Regions from separate parts of the Homo sapiens genome. Here region 1 is linked to region 2. Evidence: chromatin loops called from intact Hi-C (ENCODE). Cell type or tissue: IMR-90. All regions are shown on one strand. Links, peaks and the distances in the headings refer to the core of each region. The heading gives the core; the rest is flanking DNA. Region 1 overlaps SRBD1 (S1 RNA binding domain 1). Region 2 has its middle 27 kb from the start of SIX2.

Region 1 (10,802 bases), core at 1,350-9,349, 600 kb before region 2:
TATATGCAGGCTAATAGGACAAAAGGAATTGGCTTTTTGTTAAAATGACCTGGTAGGCTTTAGCCCTTGAAAACAGTCTTGGGCTACCATGACTATAGAAGACATACAGGTTGTAATCTAAGTACTGCATATTCTTCTTTTTAATTTATATTCTTCTCTTTAATTTATAGTCTTCTGCCTTTAGTTTTTTTTTTTTAATTTACAAGTAGATTTAATTTTCTTTTCCATCGATCATTTTGAATAAATCATATTATCATCTCTAACTTTTGCCCATCATTTTAGCAATACCATTATTAGGCAGATTCTATAAATAGGAGGTAATACAATAGGATGAGAAGCATTAACTGTAACAACAGGATTGTATATTCACAGTGAAAACCTGTTGTAAAGTGGGGGAACTACTGTGCCCACCCTTCCTTTTGTCGTTAGTTGTTTAGTGATCCCTGTAAATTGATTCCTGGAATCAACTTTTCTACATGGAATCCTGGTTCTTTTTAGTGGGGAATGGTATTTGGAAACCAATTATGGGTGCTAGGTGTGCCCATCCTGAGCAGTGATACTCCAGTAGCAATGAGCATATCTAGTACCTATACCTTGGTTTTTAAGTATCATTCTTCTGATTCCAGGGCTGGGGCAGGGAAACTAGAAGATAAGCCTGAAATATCATATGCCAGAGAATAAGGAAGTGCTCGCAGAATGACAGATACATGTCAAAAGGACACAGAAGCTAGCTTGAAGGGGTTACTTTTGGCCAAATCTGGAAAAATTTGAACATTAAGATAAATGATAGCAATGGATTGTAGCACTAAGTAAAATAAAAAACCATTAAATCTATAGTGATATAAATAAATCAGTGAATAAATTCAAAGTTTAATGAGGAATGGGATAATTATATAGTCTCAAAGTACCTCTCCACAAAATACTTATAATTACAAGAGGAATAAAGAGTACCTGTGTCTTGGAGAAACCCACAGATACTACCTTAATCAAATGATCAAAGTTAATTAGTAATGAGACAAATCAAAATCATTTGTCACCTAATAACGTGTAGTAAGAACACAGTATGACTTCTATGATATTTCTGCCAAAGATGCTCCATCGGTATTTAATTGTGAGGAAACATCAGAGAAACCCAAGCTGCAGGACATTCTACAAAATAACTGTCCAGTAGCGTTCAAAAACATCAAGGCCTTATCAAGGAGAAGAAAATCAAGGAGAGACTAAAATATTGTTTTAGCTTGAAGGAGACTGTAGTTGCATGCCAACTACATGTAACCCATAATTCTTAACTGAATCCACTATAAAGGATATTATTGGGACAGTTGGTAAAACCTGAATGAGCTCTGCATTAGATGGTAGTAATATATTAGTGTTAATTACCTGATAATGATGGTTATTTTGTGGTTATGTAGAAGATTTGTATTTGTAGGAAATCACACTAAAGTGTTGGAGTGCAGGGATGTTAACTTATTCTCAAACAGTTCAGAGACAATAAAGTTCCTTTTACTTTACCTGCAACTTTTCTGTAAGTTTGAGGTAGCTTTGAAAAGAAAGTTTTGACATACAGTTTTGGTATATTACAAAAGTTTCTCTTTTCAGGGCTGTTGCAAAGAAAGTTCATAGTACAATCCAGAAAATTAAGAAGGAAGGGAAGATGTCTGAGTGCTTGTTAAAAGCCATGCTGAATTGTAAAACTTTTGAAGAACTAGAACACGTGGTAAGGAATCCTTTTTATCTTTTAATGTAATACCTGAATATATTGCAATTTGGGTCTTCTTATGATTAAAGAACACCAAGAAATAAAAAGCTAACGTCATTAGCCACCATTATTTAATGCAACAAAATATTTATTCTTTATTCAATAAATATTTATAGAGTGTTTTTTTTGTGCTAGGCACTTGGGTTTACAAAGATGAATAAATACATAGTCTTTGTCTCAAGGAATTTCCAGTCAAGTAGGGAAGGACAGTAGATTATACAAACGTGAAGCTTATCAGAGAGGGCTGAACTAGAGATCCAGATGTGGATGTCTTCAGCCTGTAGTTGGTACGTGAAACCATGAGAATGGAAGAACTCAAGAAGTGTTTGTTAGCAGGTCAGGATTGACCACTGGAGGTTACCACCTTTTGAAGTGTGGATGGAGGATGTGAGAGCATAAGGAGGTAGGAAAAAAATAGAGAAGTATGAGGAGAATCAGGAGATGATGGTGCCCTGGAACAGCAGGGAAGAGAGTTTTAGATGGAGGTCATGATCAGCAGTTATGTGTAGCAGAGAAGTTTGGCAGAATGAAGACTGAAAAAAATATATATATTTGGTAATTAGGAGATCATCATGGATTTTTGTGATATCATTTCCTGCAAGGTATGTGAGAAGAGAAGCCAGATGATGGTGGGTTGGAGAGTGAGTGGATTAAGAAGTAGAAGAATTGGCTGGGCGCGGTGGCTCAAGCCTGTAATCCCAGCACTTTGGGAGGCCGAGGTGGGCTGATCACGATGTCAGGAGTTCAAGACCAGCCTGGCCAAGATGGTGAAACCCCGTCTCTACTAAAAATACAAAAATTAGCTGGGCGTGGTGGCGGGTGCCTGTAATCCCAGCTACTCAGGTGGCTGAGGCGGAGAATTGCTTGAACCCGGGAGTAGGAGGTTGCAGTGAGCTGAGATCGTGCCACTGCACTCCAGCCTGGGCTACAGGGCAAGACTCCATCTCAAAAAAAAAAAAAAAAAAAAAAAAAAAGAAGTAGAAGAATTGACCGGCCAGGTGCGGTGGCTCACGCCTGTAATCCCAGCACTTTGGGAGGCCGAGGCGGGCAGATCACGAGACCAAGAGATCAAGATCACCCTGGCCAACATGGTGAAACCCTGTCTCTACTAAAAATGCAAAAAAAAAAAAAAAAAAAAATAGCTGGACGTAGTGGTGCGCTCCTGTAGTCCCAGCTACCTGGGAGACTGAGGCAAGAGAATCACTTAAACCTGGGAGGCAGAGCTTGCAGTGAGCCGAGATCGCGCCACTGCACTCAGGCCTGGGCGAAAGAGCGAGAGTCCATCTCAAAAAAAAGAAAAAAACAAAAAAAACGAAGAAGTAGAATTATGTGTAGAACACTTTTAAAGGAGCTTGCTTGAGTTGAGGACTTTGCAGTCCAAGCAATGAGTTTTTAAGATGAGTGAAACCAAGCAACTAATTTAGCATATAGAAAAATATAAAGAATAAGATAAAGCACATACCATCTTCATACAGTAAAGCATTTTCAAATTAGTTTTAATTCATCTCTGAAGGAAGAGGAAAAGATTGAGAAAAGGATTTCTTTAGCATTCTCAGCATGTCCTCTAATTTTGTAACCTAGTTTTAACTTTTGTTTTTTTAAAACATAATCATATGTTTTCTGTCTTTATTTTCTAGTCTGCTCCATATAAAACTGGAAGCAAAGGGACTAAAGCCCAGAGAGCAAGACAGTTGGGCTTAGAAGGAGCAGCCAGGGCACTGCTTGAGAAACCAGGGGAGCTCAGTCTGCTATCGTACATTAGGCCTGACGTTAAAGGTACTGGCTTTATTTACAGAGATCAACTTTGTTTCTTTTTTTTTTTTTTTAATTTAAAAACGTATGTTAAAAAACTGTTTTGTTAAGTACTGATTATACAAAAGAATATTACAGCGTATGTAGAATAATTGAAATAAATCCTGACATACCTATTGAGTAGCCATTCAGCTTTTCTCTTTTGATGAAGTGCCTGTTCTAGTCTTTTGCCCGTTTTTCTATTGTATTGTTCTTTTTAAAATTATTATTTTAAAATAATTTTTGTCATTTATATGTGTTGCAAATCTTTTTTCCCAGTTTGTAACTTGTCTTTTCACTTTCTTTATGGCATCCCTTGATAAATAGGTATTAGTTGAGTTTTATTATAGTTAATCATCTTTTAAGATAATAGCTGTATTTTCTTTTTAAAGAAATTCCTTCATATCCCAAGTTTATAAAGATTCTCCTATATTGTCTGTTACAGCTTTTATTTCTGAAAATTTGTTTACTTGCAAAAGTCATAAATACTCTTTAAAAATGTCAAGAGTTTTGACATCCAGGAAGTGTAAAGTGAAGCTCCACTCTCACACTTCTACTGTAGAAGTAAAGTGTATTTTTCTGAAATTTCCCTCCAAGTGTATCTTCCTGTTTTGTGTGTGTGCATGCACAACAGAGAATAAGAGAGGGAAGAAGTAAGGGAGACATATTTCTAAGAAAAACTCAAGGGAAATGACAGTTGATAAATGTCAAGATGCATTGGTTTTATTGTAAAAATGAGTCTTAGAGTGACAACTTTGGTTAAGAGTGGCTTTTTCTCAGGAATTCGCTGTTAGGATTGAGTGGGGAAATTGATGTTTTGGTGGTCTCTACTCTCAAAAAATTATTTTTTTAATATTAAAAAATTATATAGTTAACATGTGCAACATGATGTTTTGATATACATATATTAATACATAGTGAAGTGAGTATTATAGTCAAACTATTCTATACATGATAATCAAGCAAATTAACATATTCATCATCTCACATAGTTACCTTCTTTTGTGTTAAGAGCACCTAAAATCTGTCTTAGCAAATTCACAGTATACATTACGATATTATTAACTGTAGCCCCCGTGTTGTATGTTAGAACTCTAGTCTTTTTCAGCCTATGTAGCTACAACTTTGTACCCTTTGACCTACGTCTTTCCACCCCGCCCCCACCTCCAGTTTCTTTTGTCCTTCTGTGGATCCCATAGGCTGGGACATGTAAATGTCTGTAGGGGGCAGTCTCTGATAACAAAATCCACAGTATGTACTAATCTGTAGAAAATTATAGCATACTATAGCCTGTTTTTATTTTACATAACCCAGCAAATGTGAATTTGTGATTTAAAAAACTGAGTGGGTGTGTCTGTAAAATCCAAATATCTGTTCATACCCAAACACACTTAATCTTAATGTTTGGAGAAGGGCAATAATGAAAAAGTAAAAAAGGATTATGTGAATTTAGAGATGGGTTGAAATGAGTAAAATTCAAGTTTGTTTAATTTTTAATGTGTATTTATAGTTAGATTTCCAAATGGTTGCAACACTTAATATTTTAATAATAGCTAAGACTATAGCTAAGCATTAAGGTTAACCACAGTGGGAAACTGTCTGTGCCCAGTCATCATATGTTTTATTAAAATGGAATGTTGAAACTTTCAGAATGTTAGATGCACAAAGGCTTATCGACTGCTTTTATTTTTATTTTTCTCCTTGTGGTTGATTTTCTTTCCTTCTACTTCTCACTACCTTTGGTACCAAGGTCTCTTGAGTTCTCTCATACACTGAGTTCCTACTGGGTAGGTTTTTGATAACCATATCTCTTTGGATTGTCCTACATGGTGATGCTGCTGGAATATATGACAATGGACACTTGGTGATACTTCTTATAATGTGGATAGTTCAGGGTCTAGCACAGTTACAGTAGTACTGTACTAGCAGACGTGTGAGGACTTTTGTTTGCTTTACTCCCTCTTTCTTTTACCCTGATCAAAAATGTAGAATTATTATTAGTAAGTCTATATAAGCTAGGTACTGCTTTTTTTTTTAAGTTTGATAGGAATGTTTTCTCTTTCTCTTTGTCTCCTCCTCCTTTATGTTACACACAATCATGATCATCCTTAATTTTACTTGTTTTTCGAAAGAAGTTTCATAATTCCTATCATTCCTGAAAGAAATATTTAAGAAACCAGATAGTTCAGTTTTTTTTTTCCCCAGTAGAAGACACTTCTTGCTTGCTTGCCACAGACCAGTAAGCATTTGGTCTGAATCATAAAGCTATACTGTGCCACAAATGGACTATGTCCTGGGAGATCCAAAATACTACTTTCGTGTCCAAGAGGAAGTTCTGTCATACATAAGAAGAGGTAGCTTAAGTGCGGAGAAAGTGAAAAGAAATGTTGGCCTTTCGGTTTTTGTTTACAGGTGTGGAGGTTTGAAGATTCTGTAGCTGGGAAGATTTCATTGTAAGGCAAAGGATATGATTTTCTGGTTCTGTGTACCATATTTCCTCCTGATTTAACTGAGGTGCTAAACTTTTGGAACATCTGTTATCTTGGCTGTATTAAACCCACAAGATCTATTCCCTTTGATTGGGAAAGGAGCTTTTTCAAAACACAGAAGACTTTCCTTTTAAATTATTTTTCTCCCTGGTTGGACTGAGAAGGGGAATGTAATTTGAAAGAGTGTCCCAAATGATTCTGATAATTTCTATCTCCCATTGAGAACCACTGCTCTAGAAGTAGCTCAAGGCATTTCCCTAGTGGCAGTTTTTTAAAGTTGAATGAGTATCAGAGTTATCTGGGACACTCCGTGAAGTACTTCATTTCCACAGTCTAGCCATTCATAGTTTTAACAAGTACCTGGTATGATTTTATTTTTGGGTCCTTGGACTACACTTTACAACATTTCTCTAGCGCTCTAGCACAATTTTAATTAGATTCATTAATTACATAAAGTTTCAAATTATATTCCCCTCTTATGATGGGGGATTTTCAAAGGCCCTTTCTTATTGCAAAGTCTATAATTTCTTCTGTCCTCTGCTTCCATTAATGGTTCTCCCTGTAGGTTCCATCTTTACTATTGAGTTATCACCCTGTTGTTGTCATTAAACTTCATGTGATGATGCTCTGGGATACTTGGAACTCCAGGAATTAGTTCTTGTGAATGGTTTTCCTAGATGAAGACTGAGAGAGCTAACAGAAGAGCAAATGTTTATTGAGTGCTCTATGTGTTATAGCTGTTTTAAGTCCATTAGATATACAGTCTCCCATCTTGTAAAGGTAATTTGTTACTGAAAATTCCCTCATAGGAAAGTTTTCTTAAAATGTAAATAGAATTACTATTAGTTTCATTAGCCACATTTCTTTCTTTAAATTTCTTTAAAATGTAATTGACCGTTGCATAATACAGAGATTAGGGGAACAACCCCCACCCCCCCCGACTCCCTCTTCAAAGTTGAAAATTTAGGTATAACTTTTGACTTTATAAAAACTTAATTGTTAATAGCCTACTGTTGACCTGAAGCCTTACTGATGACATAAAGCTGATTAACACACATTTTGTGTGTTATATGTGTTATATACTGTATTCTTACAATAAGGTAAGCTAGAAAAAAGAAAATGTTATTAAGAAATTTGTAAGGAAAAAATATATTTACTGTTTATTAAATGGAAGTGGATTATCATAAAGGTCTTCATCCTCATCATCACATTGAATAGGCTGACGAGAAAAAGGAGGAGGAGGAGGAGGAGGAGTTGTTTCTGTCTCAGGAATAGCAAAAGCAGAAGTGGTGGAGGAGGTGGAAGGGGTGACGAGAGGCAGGCACCCTTGTTCCAACTTTTATTGTAATTAATCCATGTAGAAGTGCAGACTGGTGCAGTGGCTCACGCCTGTAATCCCAACACTTTGGGAGGCTGAGGGGGGCAGATCACTTGAGGTCACGAGTTCGAGACCAGGCTGGCCAACACAGTGAAAGCCCGTCACTACTAAAAATACAAAAATTAGCTGGGTGTGGTGGTGTGTGCCTGTAATCCCTGTTACTTGGGAGGCTGAGGCAGGAGAATCACTTGAACCCAGGAGGCAGAGGTTGCAGTGAGCCAAGATCGCACCACTGCACTCCAACCTGGAAGACAGTGAGACTCCATCTCAGAAAAAGAAAAAGAAGTGGACCTGTACCCATGTTGTTTAAAGGTCAACTGTAAACATAATTACTTCAGTAGGTAACATAGCTATCCTAACACAACCAAACTAGATATTTTCTATTTATTAATTATGCCATAACAAATATCTTCCTGTCCTCTTTGGCTTTTGTACCTTATTACTTATTAAAACTTTACTTACAGGAAAATATACATATGATATGCAGTGCTTGTGTAATTCAGGTTTAGTGCAAAAAACGTTTCATGCAAATAGAATGATAAAGACAAAAGAAATGAAACAAAGCAGTGCAAATGATCTCTCTCAGTGTAAGTTGATATCAGAAAGACCTTGATTTACAAGATTCATTGCTATAAATTAGCAAATTAGAAATGCTTAAAGAGAACTTAATGCTCATCTGTAGACAATTTAACTGTGAAGAGGAACAACTGCATGAAAACTCTTGTTTTGTGCTTTTGAGATTTGTGAAATTCAAATGGGTCGTTGAAAATGTGAAAAAATGCCCCATAATCCAAAATAGAAATTGCTTCTAAAGGATAATTTTTTAAACAAATGGAGTAGTGTCCCTTGGGTTTTGACTCTATTAATATATATTTCCCATAACATCTTTAGTATTTGTAATCACTTCATAAAGGAGGTACTGTTATGATTCCATTTTTATAGGAAACTGAGGTACAGAGGAGTCAAGTAGGTTGCCCAGTGTCTCACAACTGGCAAATGGTAGAACCAGGATTCGACAAGGCAGCTGGCTCCAGAGATGCATTTTTACCACTGGGCAGTATATTATGTATTATGTCTGTATTATTGCTTTTGGAGACTTGTTTTTGTTACAAAGGGAAGCTAGTATACTGCTGCAATATCTTTCTGTCTTAAGACTGTCAACTTAAGGTTTTATTTTGACTGGAATTAATTTACTGTGATTTAGTTATAGAATTTAAAACCAATCGTATACTTTTTGTTTTTGTTTTCCTTTTTACCCTTCTCCTAAAGGGCTTTCAACGCTTCAGGATATTGAAATAGGAGTGCAGCATATTTTAGCAGATATGATTGCTAAAGACAAAGACACGCTTGACTTCATTCGGAACTTGTGAGTATCTCTTTTATGGAGTTTTCTGCTTTATGGACTCATGCTGTTAAGGGTCACACGGTTAGTGCTAATACCAATGTTCATTAAAAACTTTGTTTTCAGACTTTTTTTTAAAGTAGCAAAACTCTTTGTTCAAACAACAGAGCCCAAATATATAAAACAGATAAAAGTAAAGTTGTTTTAATTGAATTCTGGACAGGGAGCCTGGAACTCTGCCTACTCACCCTCCTTACACTGAGGCATCTCAGTGGAGGGGCCTGATGAGTTTAAAAACCATTGCCTTACACAATATATACGAAGAGAGATTCATGTCCTTTAGAGTGGCATTGCTTTTTAAACATGTTGATTGTGATGTATGCTTATTTTATAGTATCTCGTTTCTGGTGTTTACCAGTGATTGGCTTTACTTGAGAATGTGTAATATCAGATATGAATAAAAGTACTGACCTCCAAATGATTTTTAGCTGTTGAGGAGAGCAGCTTATCTATGGCATCACAGTCCCAATTTATCAGACATTAAAGATCTTTGACCTAGAGCCTTCTTGGGCTTATGGATTTTATGCATCATTAAAAAAACACATTAATTAAAAACCCTATTTTTGTATTATTTTGTTCTTTTTCTGCTGTGTATCAGAAGACAGGTTTCTGCTAGAGGTTTGTTCTTCCTCTCTCTCCCTCCACATATCTAGCTGTTTGAGCTGTGCAGAGGAGAGGAAAGGAGGAGATGACCTAGTTGACTACTGTTGCTAGAAAGAACTTTTGTATTTTCTCAGTGGCTCCAGCAGGAATGAGTTGAAGCAAAATAATTGCTCAGGTTTTAAAATGTGTTTTTATAAGTAATTATGCCACTTAAATTTGGTTCAGTATTATAAATTGTTATTGGAAGCTGTCCTGACACATCCTTTTGTTTCTCTTTTTTTAAGTTTTTAATTGACTGTGACTGTCTTAGTGATTAGAAAAGTCTGATATTTAGATCAGAGCTATTGGTTTGATTTCTATAGATAGTTTTGATCTTTTGCATAATTGCAGATGGTTTCTGAATTCATTTAGGCATTTTATGGGAAGATTGAGTAGATATATAAATAGATCTGGAGGACTATGCTAGTATGAATAGGCAAAGAGTCCTTTTGATGGGGTAGTAATATCAATTTCATAGCTGGGCATCATTAAAAAAACTCACTTGGTAATGGCTTAACTTTTTTTGCTATCCTTATTTCTATATATTCTTTACTAAAGCACAAATTAATAACTGCTTGTTTTTTGAACACTTGTGTATCTGAACAGGTGCCAGAAGAGACATGTTTGTATCCAGTCATCTCTGGCAAAAGTATCCTCAAAAAAGGTAAATGAGAAAGATGTTGATAAGTTTCTGCTCTACCAGCATTTTTCCTGCAACATAAGAAACATTCACCATCATCAGGTAAATAAAGAAACTGCATGTGCATGCTGATTTCGTAATAATGATAATATTTTGGATTTGCCTGCTACTTTACTAAGAATTTAAATAATTTTATGTCAACTGTTTTCTTTTTTCTTTATATAAATTCTTATAATATTGTCATATCCTTGCCGCTTCACAAATTGGGAAGTAATGACCCGGAGAAGTTAACAAGTGACATTGAGAATTATTAGCAGAGCTGACAATATAACATTTTAGGTATCTTGACTTTTTGGCTGGTGATCTTTTTGTTAGACTCTGCTTCCCAGTATCCTTATATTTGAGCTCAATTCTGGATCTCTTCCCTGTGAAATACAAATATGAGATATCTGATTTAGAATAAAGTGTGAGAGGTCTCATTTACTTATATAAATCAGTCATTGTATCTCAGTGTTTTAATTTCATTTTTCAGTTTACTAATTTTTTTTCCTAAGTGTAGTCGTAGGCTATATCTACATTGTGGAATGTGGCTTTTAAATTACATAGGGCAAAAAGGAGATAAAAACCAAAAATACAGTAACACTGGCGTTTATATTTACATATATCATGACATTTATCAGTGTTCTTTATTTCTTTGTATG
Region 2 (10,802 bases), core at 1,721-9,720:
TACTTCATGCACTGCTATTAGTCTCCTTTATTTAGTCTCCACTTCTTTCCTGATAATAAAACTTGCAATTTGTAGCTGGGTACATGGTGCTCAAAATAAAACTACATTGTCCAGCCTCCCTTGCAGCTAGATGTACTATGTAACTAAGTTTCAGCTAATAAATATAATTGGAAGTGTTGTATGCAAATTTCTAGAAGTGTTCTTCAAGGAAGAAGATTCCTTTCTTCTCCATTCCTCCTTCCTGATGACAGGAATACGGATATGATGACTGGAGCTTGCACAGCCACCTTGGACCAAGAGGCAGTATGCTAAAGTTGGTGGAGCAGCCAGACAGGAGCCTGAAACTTACATGATTTTGAGTAGCTATCTAGCCCTAGACTTCTGACTCCAGACTTCATTTAAGTAAAAGAGAGATAAACTCTGATCTTATTTTAGTTATCAATTTCTTGGGTTTTCTGGCACATGTGCTTGCATCTAATTCTAACTTCAAAACTACCTTTCCATATTCAAAAAGCATAATCTTTCTCCTGGAACCCTACAGTCCTTTTATTTCTGTAATTTGCATTCATTCTCTTAATATTTCCTTGGGGTATAGTATTAAGTCTGACCATTCTTACTTCAAAAACGGACAGAAAAATTATATGACTCAGTTGAAAGTACAGCCTAAGGCAATGAATGGGCTTAGCCAAGAAGGTGCAGCGCCTCATTTCCCATTGCATGCTGTTCCCACCAGAGGGTATTATGGACAGGTAAGTTGCAATACAGCTAGGCACTGGATGCAGGAAGTGTTCAGCCACATAGATCCCTAGATGAATTTGTGTGGACTCAGGCGACTTCCAGAGATGTTCTCACTTTTAGTTCAGATTTTTATCAGGCTGCCTCTCTCAGGAAAAGCCCAGAAGTAGAAGAGGTCTGTTTAAAACCCACAGCTGTTTTTTTTTTTCATAGCTAAGGAGGAGATAAGCTATTGAAAAACAGAGAGAGTTTAATTTTTCCACTTTCCAGCCTATTGAATCAGTACCAGAAATATTTTTACCTAATTTTTATGAATAATCTGGAAGAATATGATAAAATCTCCAGATTTTCAGAAGACACTATGCTTTTGAGGGAGTGAAGGACCAAGAGGATGTGAACAAATTCAGGAAGATCTCATGAAGGCTCCTGAGAAAAAGACCAGTAAACTGAGGTAAGTGATGGCCAGACTGGAGATGGATAATAACCCACCTAAATGTGTGAGTTGGGAGCTGAAGGTGAAGGCACACAGATTATTCTTAGCTACTCTCCAAAGACATTAACTAATGAACTGGTGTAGTCAAGAAGTCCAATGCAATTCAATTGCACAATATTAATCAAGAGTCTATGATGTGCCAGGCATCATACCCAGTGCCAGTTTGCAATTATGTGCATAACGTGGACCCTGACATCATGGAGTACATAGCCTATTTCCAAATGTCAACCGGAAGAGGTTTGGAAATACTCTTCTTCCCTGTTCTTTGGAATACTGTGTGCAAAATGGATCACTATGCTCAAAGGAAGCCATAACAGAGCTGGAGAAGGTCCAAAGAAGAGAAAGAACAAGAAGGCAAGTGTCTGCCACCATGCACTTGTTACGTATGTCACCTCCTCTGTGAAGTCCTCCATGGTTGATTCCCCTAGGTAGAATTGACTTACTTTTTTTTTTTTTTTTGAGATGGAGTCTTGCTCTGTTGCCCAGGCTGGAGTGCAGTGGTGTGGTCTCGGCTCATTGCAAGCTCCACCTCCCGGGTTCATGCCATTCTCCTGCCTCAGCCTCTTGAGTAGTTGGGACTACAGGCGCCCGCCACCGTGCCTGGCTAATTTTTTGTATTGTTAGTAGAGACGGGGTTTAATCGTGTTAGCCAGGATGGTCTCAATCTCCTGACCTTGTGATCCACCCGCCTCAGCCTCCCAAAGTGCTGGGATTACAGGCATGAGCCACCGCGCACATCCTGAATTGACGTACTTTTACTTGAGTGTTTCACAGTACTTTGTGAACAATTCTATCATGACACTTTATTTCAAATAATTTTATTATTTTATTTTATTATTTTTGAGACAGTGTCTCACTCTATTGCCCAAGCTGGAGTGCAGTGGCACAGTCTCAGCTCACTGAAGCCTCTGCCTCCTGGGTTCCAGCGATTCTCCTGCCTCAGTCTCCAGGGTAGCTGGGATTACAGGTGCGTGCCACCATGTCCGGCTAATTTTTGTATTTTTAGTAGAAACGGGGTTTCACCATGTTGGCCAGGCTGGTCTCGAGCTCCTGACCTCAGGTGATCCACCCGCCTTGGCCTCCCAAAGTGCTGGGATTACAGGTGTGAACCACCACGTCCAGCTGTAATTTTGAAAAAAACATATCTTCCAAAATACCTGAAGGCAAAGACCTTACTTATTTTTGTATATTTAATATTTAGTATATTATGTACATTTGTATAGTACATGCTTAATAAATATCTGCTAAATTAATGGAAAGATGGAAATAGATTCCATTGGTCTCCAAAGTTTTTGTTCATATGCTGAATCAGAAAAAAATATTTGAGCATGACCCATATATGTATTTTAAATATATAGTATACGATATTATGTACATTATAAACCACATAAAAATTATTAAAATTGAATAAGGTATAAAATTAGCTCTAACATTTTAATATCTTATTTTTAACAGCAATACCAATAGTAGATGCAAATTTAACAGCAATACCAATAGTAGATGCAAATTCATATTTCAAATAACCTCCATAATTTTTATTTTTTTTTGGTCTGGCCTTGTCTGATCTGACCAGGGTATTATTGTTTTCACCTCATAACATGACAGATGAAGTGTCCAAGCCAGGAGCTGAAATGCCTACTCTGTCATTTTTTTTCCCATTGTTTGATTGTATTAATTGTCTAGTTTTTCAATCTAAAGATTGTTTACAAAAATCTTTGAAAGTTTCTTAACCATTTGGGGATGGGTAATTTTACTGAAGCTAGATCCCATTGTCTTGGCACCCATAAACTCAAGCATTTCTGTAACACAAGGCACACAAATGGCTCAAGTCCCCACTTGCAATCCTGTTGGGGAACACCCCCTCTTCCCTTGGCATAGCTTGTGTATAGCAGGTAACAAATACCCACCTGAAACACAGCCTGAAGGTGGGTGTCAGTGTCAAATCTTATATAAAACATTAGTAAAGGCTCACTTTACATTCTTTAGGTAAAATTAAAATACGAATGAGAGTTCTGTTATTTTGGTGTCTCACCCCAAGGCATCATTTTGTGGACTGAGTCATCGACCTTAGGTATCTAGAGAGGCTGCCTTGAACCTTGACAAAAAGGTTTTAAATAGAGAATAAAGACTAGATTTAGAAAGTGTACAGCTAGAGGCAGATACAGAAAAGCTAACTTCAATTAAATAACGTGGTTTCAAAGCATGGTGGCAAAAGTTTTTATACTTGTCCTATCAAGAGGCAGAATTTATCTCCCTTCTCTTCCAACCTGGGCAGGCCTCTGACAATGAGGATGTGGTGGAAGTGGTGTTACGTAACTTCCAAGTCTAGGTCATAAAAGGGTATGCAGGTTCCACCTCATTTACTGGAACTCTCCCTCGCTCACTTGGGGAGCTCTGAGCCTCCCTGAGAGAAGCCCAACTGCCCTGAGGCCCATGATGTGCTCTAGTTGATAGGTCCAGACCAGCCCAGCCTTCCAGCCCTCCCTGCCAAGGCACCAGATGTGCAAGAGAAGCTGTCTTGGACCCTCCAGACCAGCTCACTGGCCAACTAAATGCCCCACGGAACAGAAGAATCATCCAAGCGAGTGCTCTCTGAATTCCTCGTGCACAAAATCATGAGATAGAAGAACACGGTTGTTGTTTTGGTTTGGTTTTGGTTTTTTGGGGTTTTTTGTTGTGGTTGGTTTTGTTTTGAGACAGGGTCTCACTCTGTTGCCCAAGCTGGAGTGCAGTGGCACAAACACAGCTCACCGAACCTTCAACCTCCTGGACTCAAGCCATTCTCCTACCTTGGCTTTCCAAGTAACTACAGGTGTGTGCCACCACACCTGGCTATTTTTTTTACTTTTTGTGGAGATAGAGTCTCGCCATGTTGGCCAGGCTGGTCTCAAATTCCTAGACTCAAGCGATCCTCCCACATCACCCTTCCAAAGAGCTGGGATTACAGGTGTAAGACACTATACCCAGCCTGTTGTTTTAAATCACTAAGTTTTGGGGTAAAGTGGTTATGCAGCAGAGGATTACCAGACAATAAGGAAAGTGTTTTTCAAAACCCGAGGTCTCAAACAGTGGGACTCACCACCTTAGGAGGGAGTAATTGTGGCCATTGTATCAGTATTCACTAAGAATTGGATGGGCCGGGTGCATTGGCTCATGCCTGTAATCCCAGCACTTTGGGAGGCTGAGGCAGGCAGATCACCTGAGGTCAGGAGTTCGTGATCAGCCTGGCCAACATGGTGAAACTTCATCTCTACTAAAAATACAAAAATTAGCCAGGGGTGATGGCGCATGCCTGTAATCCCAGCTACTCAAGAGGCTGAGGCAGGAAAATCGCTTGAACCCAGGAGGTGGAGGTTGCAGTGAGCTGAGATGGCACCACTGCACTCCAGCCTGGGCGACAGAGTGAGACTCTGTCTCAAGAAAAAAAAAGAAAAGAAAAGAAAAGAAGTGGAGAAACATTTACCAAGCATGATGGGGAGGTAGCTGTGTTGCACAGAGTGCTGACCTTGAAGTCAGATGACACTAATAAATCCTGCCACTTAGTAGCTAGGAGTCCTTGGGTGAGTCACTTCACCAGTGTTCCTCACAGGGTTGCAGTGAGCATTAAAGAGCTATGAACATCATCTGCAAACTGGAAGGGACCCTGCTGCTATCAAGTTGTCAAATTGCAGGAAGGATGCCTGCATTGGGTAAGCAATTGAATTAGGTAAGTGAACTCTGAGATTCTGTAAAACCAGGATCAGTCCTAACTCATGTAGTAAGGTGTAAACATGTGTAAAAATATATGCTCTTGGTCCGGCGCAGTGGCCCATGCCTGTAATCCTGGCACTTCGGGAGGCCGAGGCAGGCAGATCACTTGAGGTCAGGAGTTCGAGACCAGCCTGGCCAACATGGTCAAACCCCATCTCTACTAAAAATACAAAAATCAGGCAGTTATGGTGGCCTGTACCTGTAATCCCAGGTACTCGGGAGGCTGAGGCAGGAGAATTGCTTGAACCTGGGAGGTGGAGGTTGCAGTGAGCTCAGATGGTACCACTGCACTCCAGCCTGGGTGACTGAGACTCTTTCTCAAAAAAAAAAAAAAAAAAAAAAAAATATATATATATATATACACACACACACACACACACACACACACACACATATGTATGTATGCTCCAACCTTATCGGTCCAGAGTCCATCTTTCCAAACACTGTTCAGAGTGAAATCCAGATGATCATCTGCCTTGTGGCTTTACCTAACCCCTGAGAGATGTTTAAAAACCCTATTAATCTCTTGGTGAAGGGAAGGGGGTGTCTGTGGACTCCAAGTTAAAAGGATTTGTTTTAGAACAGTATTTCTCGCAGTGTGGTTCCAGCACCAGCAATATTAGCATTATCTGAGAAACTATCAGAAATGTAAATTCTTGCCCCCCATCCCAGCAGATTTACTGAATCAGAAACTCTGGGGTGGGGCCCAGCAATCTGTGCTTGAATAAGCCTCCAGGTGAGTCTGCTATGAGCTCAAGTTACCTTATGATTAGGCTGACAAAGTAAGCAAATCATACACGCTGAAGATCCTGATGGCAGACCTCTGAGAAGAGGCGGAGGGTCTGGGGACAGTCGCAGAATGTGGGAGTGATCGAGAGCATCATTTATGACTTGCCCAAACTCTTCCACAGTGTTCCAGGTCTGGAAGGACCGTCAGTATTTCTGACATGTTTATGAAGGGTTGTTCACGATTCTCAGATAAAGAATCAGAAATATCGAGGGTTTGGGGATGAGAGTGGCTTGGAGAAGGTCAGTTGGAGAGAAGATGATGTGGGTTTCTATGAGATATTAAAGCCCTAAATACAGAGGAGAGGATTCCCAGACAGCTGCCTCACATCACTGCCTGCAAATTCGGCTTCCATCGCAGGCGACGGAGACGCGGAAGGTAAAGTTATGGCGCCACCTGCTGGAGAAACGTAGGCTCGGATTCCCTCCACTTGGAGATTCCGTTCCTCCCTAACACTCAGCCCTAAAGCTCAATCCTCCAGAGACCCCAAACCTGCAAGGGTGCCATGTACCAACCAGGTGGAAAACCACTGTCCTGCTTACCAATACGACTTCAGTTTTTCAAAGCTTGTGCTTTGGGGTCTGAGAATTGCAATGTTACAAGCCTAGCAATCTTTCCCAAAGGAGACTGGTATAGAATAAACATGCTCCAAGTTCCTTAAAAAGATAGGACCAGAGGAGGTTCACCTATCCATAAATAATCAGCCCCCCTTGTCAGTCCACCATAGTGAGGGTCCTCTTCCCAGACCAGGGACAGATGCTGCCAAGGCTCCGGAAAGAGTCATGGGCCCATGAGAGATACGCCTTTCCTGGCACGTGAGCCATCAGAGATCCAAAGCCAGTACCGGGCACTGATGAATGTGCAAGCACTCCACTCTGTGTAGACCAGGTCTGAAGGGCTCCATAATGACCCAATCATGGCAGCAGATGCCCTAAAAATGGCTCCCTCCTCTAGGGATCATTAGAAAGCTATTAAGGATGTCTAATTATTTCCTAGTGCTAATAAAGATGCCAATAAGCCAGGCAAGTTTTCTCACTTTTATGGAGATAATTAGAAGGCCAATTATTTTTTATGTCCATAAAAGAGTGAAACTTTAACCGCTGTCCCTGCAGCTGTATTTTATACCACCCTTGTGACAGAAGCTGCTTTGTAGCACTTCATTACGCATTAACAAGGATCTCGGGTTTTTAAACTCCAAACCACAGTCTACCCCAGATTCAGAGTTAGTCTGAAGGAAGTGGAGCAGGAAAATAGGCAATAGATCATTCTCTAAGACTTTGAGGGGAAGGAGTCATCTTGGCCATGCATTCTGCTTCGGAGATTGTATCCTACCCAACTCTAAGGCAGTGGTTCTCAAACTTGAGCTCATAGCAGACTCACCTGGAGGCTTATTCAAGCACAGATTGCTGGGCCCCACCCCAGAGTTTCTGATTCAGTAAATCTGCTGGGGTGGGGACAAGAATTTACATTTCTGATAGTTTCCCAGATAATGCTAATATCGCTGGTGCTGGAACCACACTGCGAGAAACACTGTTCTAAAACAAATCCTTTTAACTTGGAGTCCACAGACACCCCCTTCCCTTCACCAAGAGATTAATAGGTAGAATTCAAAGGGGTCCATGACTTTGGTTGGGAAAAGGCTTACGTCTTTATCTTCACTAACTTCCAACTGAAATTTAGCTTTTTAAAAAATGATGAATGTAGGTAACAGACCACAGTAGTGATAACAGCAGTGATAACAGATATTTTCCAATCCCATTACAGTAGTGGCAGGTTTCTGCAAATATCATCTATGCTTATCCGTGTTTTAAAACTCCAGTGGTTACTAGTCCTGCCAGTAGATTTTATTCTTTAATCCATTAATGGAGAAGCACATATTACTATATCACTGCTTTAAAAATATTGTGATAACTGTATTTCAAAATGATTGGTTTCCTTTGATGTCCTATGTATTATCTTTTGTGCGTTTGAAAGTGTTATTCAGACTGCCCGGGGAGGAGGGGGGAAGGGAGGAGGGGGGAAGGGAGGAGGGGGGAAGGGAGGAGGGGGGAAGGGAGGAGGGGGGAAGGGAGGAGGGGGGAAGGGAGGAGGGGCTATGGCACACAAAAAAGTGTAAGAATCTTGCTCTAAAGGTATGAAATTAATCCTCAAGAATAACTCAGAACTTCCTTCAAGGAAAAGTTTAAAAGAAGTGATAATGCTTGGATAAATGAGGAGAGGAGCGACAGGGAGGTAGCTGAGAGGCAGGGGGATGGATGAGATGGCCAGGTTGTTTTACCTCAGTGATGAATGGAGACCAAGAAAAGTCCACTTGGTCTTCCCTGTGCTCTTCACAAGAGGTTAGGTCAGGCCTCTTAAAACACTATCCCTCGGCCAGGCGCGGCGGCTCATGCCTGTAATCCCAGCACTTTGAGAGGCTGAGCGGGGTGGATCACCTGAGGTCAAGAGTTCGAGACCAGTCTGACTGACATGGTGAAGCCCGTCTCTACTAAAAATACAAAAATTAGGGCAGGGCATGGTGGCTCACGACTATAAACCCAGCACTTTGGGAGGCTGAGGCGAGTGCATCACCTGAGGTCAGGAGTTCGAGATCAGCCTGGCCAACACAGTGAAACCCCATCTCTACTAAAAATACAAAAAATTAGCTGGGTGTGGTGGTGAGCACCTGTAATCCCAGCTACTCCGGAGGGAGGCTGAGGCAGGAGAAACACTTGAACCCAGGAGGCAGAGGTTGCAGTGAGCCAAGATCACACCATTGCACTCCAGCCTGGGCAACGAGAACAAAACTCCGTCTAAAAAAAAAAAAAAAAAGCCGGGTGTGGTGGCAGGTGCCTGTAATCCCAGCTACTCAGGAGGCTGAGGCAGGAGAATTGCTTGAACCCAGGAGGCAGAGGTTGCCGTGAGCTAAGATCGCACCATTGCGCTCCAGCCTGGGCCAGAGTGAGACTCTGTCTCAAGGGGAAAAAAAAAAAAAAAAAAAAACGCCCCTCAATTCTCAACATGGCGTGAGCAGTGGCAATAGCAACTATATAGCATTAATATTTTAAATATTATGAACTTCTATCAGGAACCATATGGTTATTAAAGACTTAGGTGTATCATATATTCTCTGGGAGATCCGATTTTTTGTTTGTTTGTTTGTTTGTTTTGTGAAACAAGGCATCACTCTGTCACCCGGACTAGAGTGAAGTGGTGCTGTCACATCTCACTGCAGCCTTGACCTCCTGTGCTCAAGCGATCCTCCCACCGCAGCCCCCAGAGTAGCTAGGACTACAGGCGCATGCCACCATACCAGGCCAATTTCTGTATTTTTTGTAAAGTTAGGGTTTCGCTATGTTGCCCATGCTGGTACCAAACTCCTGGGCTGAAGTGATCCACTTGCCTCAGCCTCCCACGGTGCTGAGATTACAGGCATGAGCCACTGCGCCTGGCCTGACAGTGGTCATGATTTTATGAAGTGCAGAGATAGAAAGGCTATCCACTCAATAATTCAGAGATGAACCTGATCTCTAACTCCAAATCCTGCACTTTCCAGCCAGTTGAAGGAATGGGCATGTGTGTGGTGTGTGTGTGTGTGTGTGTGTGTGTGTGTGTGTGTGTGTGTGTGTGTCTGGAGGACAGAGTTGGGAGAGATGGCCCCTGTCATGAAATCCTTCTCTACCCCTTCAGGCAAACAAACCCTGGCCCTGTGGTCCCTAGACCCAACCCCAAAGTTCTCCTTTATATGAACAAAGGAAAGAGCCTGGGATCTGGAGTCAGAGATTTGAGTTCCAATGCTGATTCTGCCATTGTAATTCCAGGTGATTTACTCAACCTCCCCTAACCTTAGTCTCTACCTCCGTAAAATGAGTTTACCATCCCCCTGGCGTGGCTGTGGTGCCCAGTGGATGCTTAGTAAATGCCAGTGGCCATCACTCTTACACCTTCCTCTGCTCCAGTGGCCCCATACCAGCACTGTCTCTCTACTTCCCTGTCAATCTCTGTCATTTTGGCCTGGCCACACTTCTCCTCCCTCCTTTTCCAACTCATCCCAATCTTGCTTACACCTAAATCTCCTAACTCTCCCAGAACTGGGCATCTGAAAATAGCTCACTCAGTATCTCCAGCTATGCAAAAGAGGGCCTGATTATGTCTTCCTTAAAGATTGCTACTGGCTGTTGCCTGAACAGAGGAGTGGGTGCCTAGTCAGAGAAGAGAGATGGTTTCTTCCAGCAAGCCTTCCCTAGAACAGTTCAAATCTTTCTGGCATATTTCTTTGCCAGAAAAAGTCTGGAACTTGTTTTGACTTTGTCCTTCCCCTCTCCTGTGTGTGTTGAGACAAGTCCCCCAAACCTATGGCTTTGAGTGCAACCCCCATACTTCTACATCTTCCCGCTTCTCAACCCACCCACCCTTTGTGGATGGTGCCAGGGAAGCACACTGATGCTTTGTTTAAGAAGTGGGAGGAACTGGCAGTGTCAACTCCTCAATGTCTTGCATTCAGATGTGTTAATCCTTTTATTTGCTCTGTGTCCTTAGGCAAGTCGCCTAACCTTTCTGGGCTTAGGATCAACATATCCTGGTGGAGGGAGGAAATGGTTGCTTCATTTTCCTGAGTGTCTAGAAGGAGCGAGAGCAGATTCAGTTTAATCACCGCAAAGAGGGGTCATTAAAGTTTAGAGAGAATGATAGCGATGTCACTAGACCCAAGGTTCACAATGCTTCCCTGCACCCTCTTTCCTATCCAGCCATCCTTGATACCTGCCTCATAAAAGAAACAGAAGACGTAACCCTTAGGCATTCTGTACAGGGAAGATAGGCTTAAAAACAAAAATGACAGCATATGTGACAAGCACTACTCTGGCCTTATGGAAAAGCACTCCAGGTGCAGGTGAGTGAGTGACCAACTCCTCCTGGAGTGGGGTAGCTGGGCCCAGATGTGATTTGCACACTGGCTGAGCACAGCGGGCTGAGGGAAGGGAAGGATACGGAAGGGACGCCATGCATTAAGGGATAGTGTGCCATTCACCAAACTGGGGCATTCAGGAGGAGAAGCAG

What was found. Peaks named below come from ENCODE experiments on the same cell type or tissue, not always from the same donor. Only the 100,000 strongest peaks of a DNase experiment are listed, where the experiment ranks them.
Region 1: it touches region 2 in a loop (17-fold over the local background); 21 of 110 quality-filtered maps call a loop at or near these places.

What each region holds. Positions count from the first base shown.
Region 1 is chr2:45,572,608-45,583,409 of GRCh38, reverse strand. SRBD1 (S1 RNA binding domain 1) reads left to right here. Exons shown (of 21, transcript NM_018079.5): 6 at 1,600-1,717; 7 at 3,397-3,535; 8 at 8,687-8,783; 9 at 10,068-10,203. Among named protein-coding and RNA genes, the nearest start is that of SRBD1, 33 kb to the left of the region's middle. In IMR-90, for the core only: a CTCF peak has its summit at 4,772 (motif pointing right); a DNase peak (open chromatin) is centred at 4,779; H3K27ac peaks cover 320 bases.
Region 2 is chr2:44,977,148-44,987,949 of GRCh38, reverse strand. No RefSeq gene overlaps it. Among named protein-coding and RNA genes, the nearest start is that of SIX2, 27 kb to the left of the region's middle. In IMR-90, for the core only: a CTCF peak has its summit at 6,156 (motif pointing left); a DNase peak (open chromatin) is centred at 6,129; H3K27me3 peaks cover 2,286 bases.